Linked DNA regions of Homo sapiens: all the other regions are linked to region 3. A link is a contact called in ENCODE Hi-C or POLR2A ChIA-PET data. All regions are on one chromosome and are shown on one strand. The core of a region is the stretch at or near the end of the contact, and the rest is flanking DNA. Distances in the headings are between cores, read along the strand shown.

Region 1 (3,248 bases), core at 38-2,537, 150 kb after region 3:
CGCCCCCACCCTGAGCGCCTGGGTCCAGGGGAGGCCTTCCAGGGACGAAGAAGAGCCACAGTGAGGGAGATCCCATCCCCTTGTCTGAACTGGAGCCATGGGCACAAAGGGCCCAGATTAAAGTCTTTATCCTCAGTCTGTGTCAGCGTGTCTGTCCCCACAGCGCAAGATGCGCTTCCACTCCGGCCTGTCACTCTGGGAGGGTTCTCAGAGAACCTCTGGTCCTGCCCTGTGCAGGTCGGAAAGGGAAACTGAGGCTGAGAAGGGCACGTGGCTTCCGCAGACCACGCACCAGTGAGGGGAGGCCCTGGTGAGAGGCCCGGGCAGGGGCGGGGTTGGCGGGGTCCTGGGAGGCGGCCGCTGGATTCTCTCCCTACCCACCCCAAGGTCTCCCGGTTTCCCCCCAGCCCAGCTCCTGTTCTTGCCCCACGTGGAGCTGAGGACAAACTTCCCCGAGGTGCTGGAGTCAATTTCACAGACTGGCCAGGACCCTGCCGCAGGCCACAGCTCTGCCCAGTGCTGGGGAGCCCCCTGGCCAAGGGTGGGGGAAGCTTGTAGCCCTGTCCTTGCCTTCCCCTGCACTCACTGCAGTCCAGCTGGCCCGGCTCCTCCTGGCCCTGGCTCCCTCTCCCCGCTCAAACTCCAGACCCCAGCTCCAGGGCGAGGGGGCTCTGTGGGTCCTGGGCCCTCTGCCTGCGGCTGACTTCCTAGCCCACTCCAGGCTCAGGCAGGCGGGCGCCACGCGGCCCTGTGGTTCCTCCTGACTGAAGTGTGATCCCCACCCGGCCCTGGCTGCGCCCAGCCTGCCGGAAGCCGGCCCAGCACAACCGCCCACCGACTCGCTCCCCCAGCTCTTAGGGACTGCCCTGAAGCCGACCCCTGCTCCGCGTGGTTCTCTCATTGTGTGTGTGTGTGTGTGTGTGTGTGTGTGTGTGTGCGTGCGCGTGTGTGGCAGTCCCAGCTCCTCCATTAGGTTGAGAGCTCCGTGAGCCACTCCGGGGACCCCACACCCCTGTGCTAAAAAAGATGGGGACTAGAGGCTCAGGACACCCCACCCCCAGACCCCTCTGCCCATGCCCAGCTAAGGGCTGAGCACAGAGGAGTCGGGGCCTAAGCCTTCTAGTTCTCTCTCACTCTCCCAACCAGCGATGGGGCCGTGGCTTCTCTCTGAACACAGTTTGGCGGCAGGGGCGCGGGTCCTTCTCTTCCGAGGACCTTGTGGCGGGCATTGTTTGGTGGGGCTGCGGTTAGAAGGGCAATTTCCAGGCCCGGCTGTTGCCTCCTGCTGCTCCCTTGTGGCCAGTCAGCTCATTGCAGGGCAGATGATAGAACCCAAGTTTACTTTCCAGTACGGGCACAGCGATAACGAGGTTGATAAAACCAGTGAACTGGCTTGCCTGTGACTCTAGGGTCTCTTCAGCCGCAAGTGGGCTCATCTCCTGTCCTGATGCCGAGGAGGATCACTTGAACAACTGCCTAAGACCCAGAGTCCTGGGGATGGCCCAGTCTGAGTTCTTCATGGAAAATTGTCCTCTGAATCCACCGGGAGGAGGAAGGATGATCTAAAAAGGGAGGGAGGCAAGGAGAAGCTCCTAAGACAGCAAAGGCCAGAGACAGCCGGGGTCTGGACCCCTGCACCCTGCAGGCGAGAGCTGGAAGGACTCTCAGAGTGCAATGGCTCCATCTCAGCTCACTGCAACCTCCGCCTCCCAGGTTCAAGCGATTCTCCTGCTTCAGCCTCCTAAGTAGCTGGGATTACAGGCGCCCGCCACCACACCCGGCTAATTTTTTTGTATTTTTAGTAGAGACGGGGTTTCACCATGTCGGTCAGGCTGGTCTTGAACTCTTGGCCTTATGTGATCCACTCGCCTTGGCCTCCCAAAGTGCTGAGATTACAGGCATGAGCCACCGCGCCTGGCCTCCAGCAAACTTCGTTTAAAAAAGCAAGACCTTTTTTGTTTTTTCCCTACTGAAATCCTACTCAGAAGCCCATATTGTAAGCTTAGGTAAGTAGAGCTGCCGTGGAGGCCTGTGAGGAGGTGGGGAGTTGCCAGAGGGTCCCTGAAAGTGAGATAGGGTGGGGCATTGCATAAAGGCAGGGAAGAGGTGGATCCAGGACTGGCAACAAAACGCAGGATTCAGAATCCAAGTATTCACGAGCAGCATCCGGTGCAAGCTGGGGGATGGTGAGATGCAAGAGATAGGACAACTGCCATGTGACCTTAGGGCATTTTAAGGAGGTGTGACCTGGAGACTGCTGTGATTGGAAAGACTGCTGGGAGGGAAAAAGAGGAATGGGCAGGTTCGGGGTGAAAAGTGAGGAGAAGCGCCAGACTTATGTTGTTTCTTTCACCTGGTAGGTGCCTCCCCTCCTCCCCCACCCCACCCCTGCTTTTTTTTTTTTTTTTTTTTTTTTTTTTTTTCAGATGGAGTCTGGCTCTGTGACCCAGGCTGGAGTGCAGTGGTGCGATCTGGCTCACTGCAACCTCTGTCTCCCGGGTTCAAGCGATTCTCATGCCTCAGCTTCCTGAGTAGCTGGGATTATAGGTGTGCACCACCACACCTGGCTGATTTTTGTATTTTTAGAAGAGATGGGGTTTTACCATGTTGGCCAGGCTGGTCTCGAACTCCCGAGCTCAAGTGATCCGCCCACCTCGGCCTCCCAAAGTGCTGGGATTACAGGCGTGAGCCACTATTCTGAAATCCAGTTTCTCTTCAACGCTCAACTCAGTGCTGCCTCTGCCACAGCCAGCCTACTCAACCTCAGCTGTGTGTCCTCCACCTGCACCCAACGCTCACCTTAGTCTAATCCTGACCACACTCTACCCCTTGTAATTGGAGCTGCTTGGGTGATTTACCCAATAAACTCACTGAGCAGGTATTTGGGTCAGGAAACAGTACCAGACTCATTTATGAGGAGGGAAAAAAGCTTTGTGCACAGTGTATATTTGATTTATACATTTTCATCAGTGCTGCTCAGGTGAATTCCACAAGGGGCACTAGTGGGGAAAGAGAAATTTCCTGGGGAGCCCTAATAACCCGGCTTGAAGCATATTGCATCTCCAAACGTGGAAATTAGAATTGGGTTGTTTTCCAGTGGCCCACCAGAGGGCACTCTGCTCTTAGGAGGAAGTTCTGAGGCTGATGCGCCAGGGGCCCTGACCCCACCAGCCAGACTCCGGCCCCATCGCTGTCCCCAGGGGCTGGGATCAGCCACATCTGGTTGTAGCTGCACTAGGCCTTGGGGC
Region 2 (3,228 bases), core at 277-2,776, 180 kb after region 3:
CTCCCGCCTCAGCCTCCCAAATAGCTGGGATTACAGGCACCCACCACCACACCCAGCTAATTTTTGTATTCTTTGTAGAGATGCGGTTTCGCCATGTTGCCCAGGCTGGTCTCGAACTCCTGAGCTCAAGTGATCCACACGCCGCAGCCTCCCAAAGTGCTGGGATTACAGGCATGAGCCTGGCCCAGAATTTTTTTTAAAAAGTGAGAATCAACAATGAAACAGGAACGTCTCCAGGCATTTGGCGTGTGTCAGGAATTAGGGTTTCAGAAAGGATACCCAAATGTTAGTTTCCACAGGAAAGGCTCATTCAAAGATGGATGGATAGAACTCAGAAACAAATCCTTATGGAGAGGAGTGTTTTACCTAAAACCAGAAATATGGATCTAAAATTTTAACCTTTGGGGTAAGTTTTGGCTTAGGAGGTCTTCCCCGCACCCGTGCAGGGGGGAGCCGGATATTCTGAAAAGACTAGATTTGACAAGGGGTGTGCAAAGCACAACTTTAACAGACACAATGATGGGGTCTGACTGCAAACACAAAATCGACAGAATCACATGCTCTTGTCGTCAGTTACTCTTAGCCCAAAAACCGTTTACTTCTTCCTACTAAGCCTTCTCTGATGACACCCCCGTGAAGTGCTCTGTTAGTGGCTAGACCGTGACCTCCTTGAGCCATCCAGAGCTTGGCACTCAGTAATGTCAGAATGAAGGGCACCAGCCTTTCCCGAACTTGCAGATCCTACAAATCACCCGAGGGAGTGGTTAAAATGAGATTCCTGGACCACACCCAGACCCACTCAATCAATCCTTCTGGACAAAGGCCTAGCTGTCTGTTCTAGTAACAAGCATCCTTCCGATCTGGATACTTAATTATATCAACTCAACACGCTGGGGGTTCGGACAAGTTGCAGGTTCGAAATTACAATCGTGAGCTCAGGTACCCCCCGACTCCAAGGCTTTCGTGCTTTGCTGCCAGGAACCCCCAGGGACCAAAACGTCACGGGGACTGAGGCCCAAGGTCACAACGATTGGCTACTGGTAGGACCGGGTCTCAGAACCAGGTCTCCCCGATCCCAAGCTCGGAGCCGTTTCTCCTCAGCGTGGTGTCCCCGGGGCCTCAGAGTAGGGCCGGCTGCGCAAGGGACGAGGCAGCCGGGGAACGGCAGAAATTCCCAGTCAGGACCCCAGGGAGGTTAGGGCCGGCCCTGGCCCCTCACACCGACTTCTCAGGAATAAACCAGCCGGGGCTTTCAGCGGGGCGGCCGTGGCTGCGTTCCCATCGAGGAACGGGGTGGGAAGAGAAAATGAGAGGATGTGGGAACGAGGGTGGGCCGGGAGGGGACAGTTGAGGGAGCTCTGGCGCTCAGCTGGCCCCCACCACTCTCACCTGCCGCCTGGGCTCGCTCCCGGCTTCTCTCCAGCCGTCGACTCCACGCCTTGCGCCTCTCGCGAGAGGAGGAGGCTCCACGGAGCGACGACTTCCGCCCTCCTTAGGGCCGTGGTCCCGTAGCTACCGGTCGCGTCGCCGTGGGCGACGTGCCCGCTTCCAAAATGGCGGCGGCGGCGGTATCTGGTGCGCTTGGCCGGGCGGGCTGGAGGCTCCTGCAGCTGCGATGCCTGCCCGGTGAGGGGGCTGCCAAGCCGGGGAGAGGCGGGGAGCGCGGAGGGGGCGCGAGGCCGGCTTCAGCTGGGTTCGACGGTGGGGGGAAGAGGCCGTTGGGGCGGCCCACGAGCAAGGTGAGGTGAAGGGCATCGGCGCGGGCTCGGGCGAGCCGCCTGGCTAGCTTCGGCCCTGCTCCGCTGTCTGTGAGGGGCAGATGCAGCGGGGCAGGGCCTGTCACCCCCATTTCATGGAGTTGGCAGAGCCTCAGAGAGGGCTCGGGGTACGAAAGTCACGCAGCCTGAGCCTGTTGGTTACAGAACTGGCAGTCGCAGACCCATTCTCAAGTCCATTGCCAAGTCCACTGGAAGGACAGGTGGACACGGCCACAGAGAGCCTAGTCCATTGTTTCCCGAAAGCCAGCCGTTTCCTCACCACTTCACGAATTCTGTGATACTCTCTTACCACCTTTGCCACTATGTACTCAGTATTTTTATTTTTAAATAGGAGTTCTTAAAGAGGAAACTTTATATCATTGTCATAAATGGAAAACTAATATCGCCTTCCTTAATTAGAACGTATGCATTAACACTTTAGCATACATACATAACTGATGAAACGTTCACCTGTATTTCACCTAAAATCTTCTCATGACCCTCAGTGGTACTACAGTCATACTTTGCATCTGCTCCTTCCTTTTCAAAGTTTTGCGGATATTTGTGCCGTATCTTTCAGTACATGTATTAAAATATTGATATTTTGGCACATACTATTCTGTTTCTTTTTTTTCTTTTTTTTTTTTTTCTGAGACAGGGTCTGGCTCCTCAGCCTCCCAAGGAGCTGGGACTACAAGTGCGTGCCACCCTACTTGGCTTAATTTTGTTGTTGAGACAGAGTCTCACTCTGTCACCCAGGCTGGAGTGCAGTGGTACAATCTCGGCTCACTGCAGCCTCTACCTCCTGGGTTCAAGTGATTCTCCTGCCTCAGCCTTCCTAGTAGCTGGGGTTGTGCCACCATGCCCAGCTAATTTTTTATTTTTAGTAGACGGGGTTTCACCATGTTGGCCAGGCTAGTCCAAAACTCCTGACCTCAAGTTATCTGCCTGCCTCAGCCTCCCAAAGTGTTGGGATTACAGGTATGAGCCACCGCCTAGCCCCCTTTTGTTGTATTTATACAAAATTCCAAACTAAAGATGTGTAGTAAAAGTAATGTCTATGACCCCGCAAATCCACCAAGAGAAATGAAGGTATGTGTCTACAAAAAAGTTAGTACAAGTATATTCATAGCAATTTTATTCATAGTAGCCAAACACAGAAACAGTCCAGTTGTCTAGCAACAGAATAGTATTTTTTTTATGGAATACTATTCTGCAATAAAAACTAAAAATCAGTCAAAGAGAAAGCTGGACACTAAAGTGATAAGGACCATTTTTAATCAGTAATAACTATTGCAATAGGGAAAAGAGTCTAGCATGAACGGAGCCCAACCTTGAGTTTAGAGCATGCAGAAGTCACTGGGTGTTTCAAAGAAAAAATGAGGGAGGAGGGAGGAAGGCAGGTGGGGACTCAGTAGAGTCAGGATAGTGAATAATTATAAATAAGATTGGTCTGCTAGCTGGCAGTTAA
Region 3 (3,485 bases), core at 615-3,114:
CCTTCCCTGCTCTCCGAGGAAGATTCTGGGTTTTGTTCACTGCTGTATCTTCAGTGCCCAACAGTGCCCGACACATAATATACGCTAAATACACAATGTGCTTAGGAACTAACAATCCTATTTCTTCAACCATGACAGAGACCAGAACCCTGCCCTGCACAGGCACCGTGTATTAAAAGAGGAAGCAGTGGGGCTGGGCGTGGTGGCTTATGCCTGTAATCCTAGCATTTGGGGAGGCCAAGGTGGGAGGATTGCCTGAGCCCAGGCGTTCAAGACCCCATCCTGGGCAATATACAGGGAGCCCATCTCTGCCAAATACTTTAAAAATTAGCCGAGTGTGGTGATGGTGCACCTGTGGTCCCAGCTACTTGGGAGGCTGAGTGGGGAGGATCGCTTGAACCTGGGAGGTTGAGGCTACAGTGAGCCATGACTGTGCCACTGTACTCCAGCCTGAGCAACAGCAAGACCCTGTCTCAAAATAAACGAAAATAAATAAAATTAAAATTAAGTAAAGTTAAAATTAAATTAACAAAATAAATTAATAAGAAGCAGGTGTCCATCTGTGAACTGCCCCTGGCCTTGCCTCCCCCCAACCCAAGTAAGGGGCTCAGCCCAAAGTGGGAGGCCCAGGGAAGGTGTCCCGCTCTCCAGGGCTCAGCACCTGCTCCTCCCCACACTGGGGTGAAGCTCCAGGGATCCACCCCCCAACACACAGCACCCTGCCAGCCTCTGCTGCCCGTCAGCACTCTCACCGCCGCAAGCAGGCCAGGTGAGGGTAGGCAGGTGAGGAAGCCAGGGCGGAGCCACAGGGCCTTGCCCGCTGTCACACACCAAGCTGGGGGCAGAGCCCTTACGAGTGTGGACCCAGGGCAGGATGTCTCAGAACAACACCCTGCCAGAAACAGACACACCTGGAGAGGCCACGAACCCCCAGAGCTGGGGGGAGGCCAGTGTTCTGAAGGAGAACAAACACTTCGGGCAGCACGCCTCCGTCCCTTCTCCAGGTGAGAACTGGGTGCGTCCAAGATAAACAATTATTTTTTCATTTAAAGCCAATTCCTCATGGGCCTCCGCTGCCACTGTGTTGCCAGCTTCCAACTAACTAAAGGAAAGTCAGAAAATGCAATGAACCAAAAATCAAGAAAAGACCAATTCAGGTTTCCACTATCATATGCCTATCAATCACCTGTCCCATGACTCACAGCCTAGGTCACAATAACCACTCAATGCCTTCTCGCTCTGTGCCAGACACATCTCATTGATTCCTCCATCACCAGACCCTCCTCAAATGTTCTATCTGTTATTCCCATCTTCCAAAGGGAATCTCAGGAGGCAATGTGCCTGAGGTCACTGTGGGTAAAGGACAGGGCAGGAGGCCGGGTGCAGTGGCTCACACCTGTAATCCCAGCACTTTGGGAGGCTGAGGCAGGTGGATCACTTGAGCTCAGGAGTTCGAAACCAGCCTGGACAATATGGAAAACCCCATCTCTACCAAAAATATAACATTTAGCTGGGCATAGTAGCATGTGCCTGTGGTCGCAGATACTTGGGAAGCTGAGGTGGAGGATCAATGGAGCCTGGGAAGTCAAGGCTGCAGTGAGTCATGATGGCGCCACTGCACTCCAGCCTAGGTGACAGAGACCCTGTCTCAAAAAATAAATAAAAATTTTAAAAGGATAGGGAAGGACAGGAACCCAGATCCGTGCTTCCTTGGAACCTGCGCTACTATGAGTTATTTAGTGAAGTGTAAAAAATGAGGACACTTCAGCTGGCTCTAGGAGCCAGTCTGGGCTGGGCACCCAGGCTCCCCCCACTGCCCGCCGCCATCCCTGCCCCGCCCTGTGCTGTGCTCCAGCCCCACCCCTGGTTTCCAGATCAGCGAACACAGCGTCCAGATGAAGCCGGTGGATAAGGACTGGGAATTTCTGGCGTTCTTTCTGGCTGTGCTGCCTGGCTCTGTGCCTGCGGAGCTGCCTCGGTTTCTGCCCTAGAACAAGGAAGGTTCGTTCCTGCATTTGAACCAGACAGACTGGTTTCTCCTGGTTCCTGAGCCCCCAGCCCAGTCCCCCAAGAGAGACCCTGCTCGGAACAGGGCACCCAACACAGGCCTCGCTGTGGGCATCTCTCTGGGTTAATATATTTAACAAATGTCTATGGAGAAGGGGCCAAGAAAGATCTCACTGGCAAGGTGATGATAAGCAAAGACCCAGGGAGGTGAGGGAGGGGCAGGGAGGGTGCCACGTGGGTATCTGAGAACAGAACTCTATGCCTTCACCCCTGGGCCCTGCAGGTCTCTCTTGCTTACATGTTCGTCTGTCCCCGTGTTTCTCTGGAGGTGTCTACATGAATATCTAACTGTCTCTCTCCTACACACACAGGCAAACCACATCCTCCCCTCCTTCCCAGCTCTCTGAGGTCCCTGCCATGCCTCCCCAGACAGGTCCTGCAGATAAACAAAGGGAACTGTCTGGAAATCTCAAGGGCACAGGGCCTTTTTTTTTTTTTTTTTTTTTGCTTTTCTGAAAACCTGAATAATTTGGATTAGGAACTTTTTTTTACATATGAAGACTACAGTGTCAAAAACGACCTTTGCATCTTCAAAGAATTTCCAAACAATTGGGTAACGAAGAGATGTTTTTGTTAAAACCACCTGTGGCATCAGAGAGAAGATTCGTCACAAATGCCCAACCAAGAGGCACTCCTTGCTGCAGTGAAACCCTGTTATTACAGTTTCCCCAGAAGCTGCCAACACTGACAGCCAGACAGGCCAGGTTCCTGCAGGGTGCATGCCCTTCACTGACTCTGAGGGAAGTTTTTCCTCATCTCTTATTGTGGTTTGCAATGTGTTCCCCAAAATATGTTCAAGTTCTAACCCCTAGTACCTGGGAATGTGGCCTTATTTGAAAACAGGCTCTGGCCAGGCGCAGTGGCTCATACCTGTATTCCCAGCACTTTGGGAGCCTGAGGTGCATGATCAGTTAAGGACAGGAGTTTAAGACCAGCTTGGCCAATATGGAGAAACCCATCTCCAGTAAAAATACAAAAATTAGCCGGGCATGGTGGTGGGTGTCTGTAGTCCCAGCTACTCAGGAAGCTGAGGCAGAAGAATCACTTTGAACTCAGGAGGCAGAGGTTGCAGTGAACTGAGATTGCACCACTGCACTCCAGCCTGGGGGACAGAGTGGGACTCTGTCTCAGAAACAAAACAAAACAAAACAAAACAAGGCCTGGCATGGTGGATCATACCTGTAATCCCAGCACTTTGGGAGGCTGAGGCAGGTGGATCACCTAAGGTCAGGAGTTCAAGACCAGCCTGGCCAACGTGGTGAAACCCTGCCTCTACTAAAAATACAAAAAATTAGCCAGGCATGGTGGCATGTGCCTGTAATCCCAGCTACTTGGGAGAGGCAGGAGAATCGCTTGAACCTAGGAGACAGAGGTTGCAGTGAGCCGAGATCGCACCACTGCACTCCAGCCTGGGCAAC

The links. A loop is a pair of places that touch in the nucleus more often than their neighbours do. ChIA-PET counts read pairs that join two places held with the same protein, here RNA polymerase II (POLR2A). Pooled maps may share reads with other maps.
Region 1: a loop to region 3 is called in a pooled map, with 3 times the contacts of the local background. The contact joins two enhancer-like sites. A Hi-C loop is called at or near these places in 1 of 168 maps with a recorded cell type or tissue (mammary epithelial cell) and 5 of 50 pooled maps. POLR2A ChIA-PET finds 5 or more read pairs at or near these places in 5 of 52 experiments (activated B cell, activated CD4-positive, alpha-beta T cell, activated T-cell and 2 more).
Region 2: a loop to region 3 is called in a pooled map, with 4 times the contacts of the local background. The contact joins the promoter of COQ9 here to the enhancer-like site in region 3. A Hi-C loop is called at or near these places in 4 of 50 pooled maps. POLR2A ChIA-PET finds 5 or more read pairs at or near these places in 5 of 52 experiments (MCF 10A, Panc1, WTC11 and 2 more).

Annotation. Positions count from the first base shown.
Region 1 is chr16:57,415,929-57,419,176 of GRCh38, forward strand. CCL17 (C-C motif chemokine ligand 17) reads left to right here. Exons shown (of 4, transcript NM_002987.3): 4 at 1-135. Among named protein-coding and RNA genes, the nearest start is that of CCL17, 13 kb to the left of the region's middle. RefSeq lists enhancers at 189-704, 705-1,220, 1,737-2,251. Within about 2 kb of position 1,288, at least 17 of the 41 ENCODE cell types and tissues checked have a DNase peak (open chromatin) inside an H3K27ac peak, as active enhancers do.
Region 2 is chr16:57,445,953-57,449,180 of GRCh38, forward strand. COQ9 (coenzyme Q9) reads left to right here and starts at 1,527. Exons shown (of 9, transcript NM_020312.4): 1 at 1,527-1,626. The coding sequence starts at 1,554. CIAPIN1 (cytokine induced apoptosis inhibitor 1) reads right to left here and starts at 1,433. Exons shown (of 9, transcript NM_020313.4): 1 at 1,390-1,433. RefSeq lists an enhancer at 1,345-1,639.
Region 3 is chr16:57,264,372-57,267,856 of GRCh38, forward strand. All of the region lies in intron 1 of PLLP (plasmolipin), which reads right to left. Among named protein-coding and RNA genes, the nearest start is that of PLLP, 19 kb to the right of the region's middle. Within about 2 kb of position 1,865, at least 18 of the 41 ENCODE cell types and tissues checked have a DNase peak (open chromatin) inside an H3K27ac peak, as active enhancers do.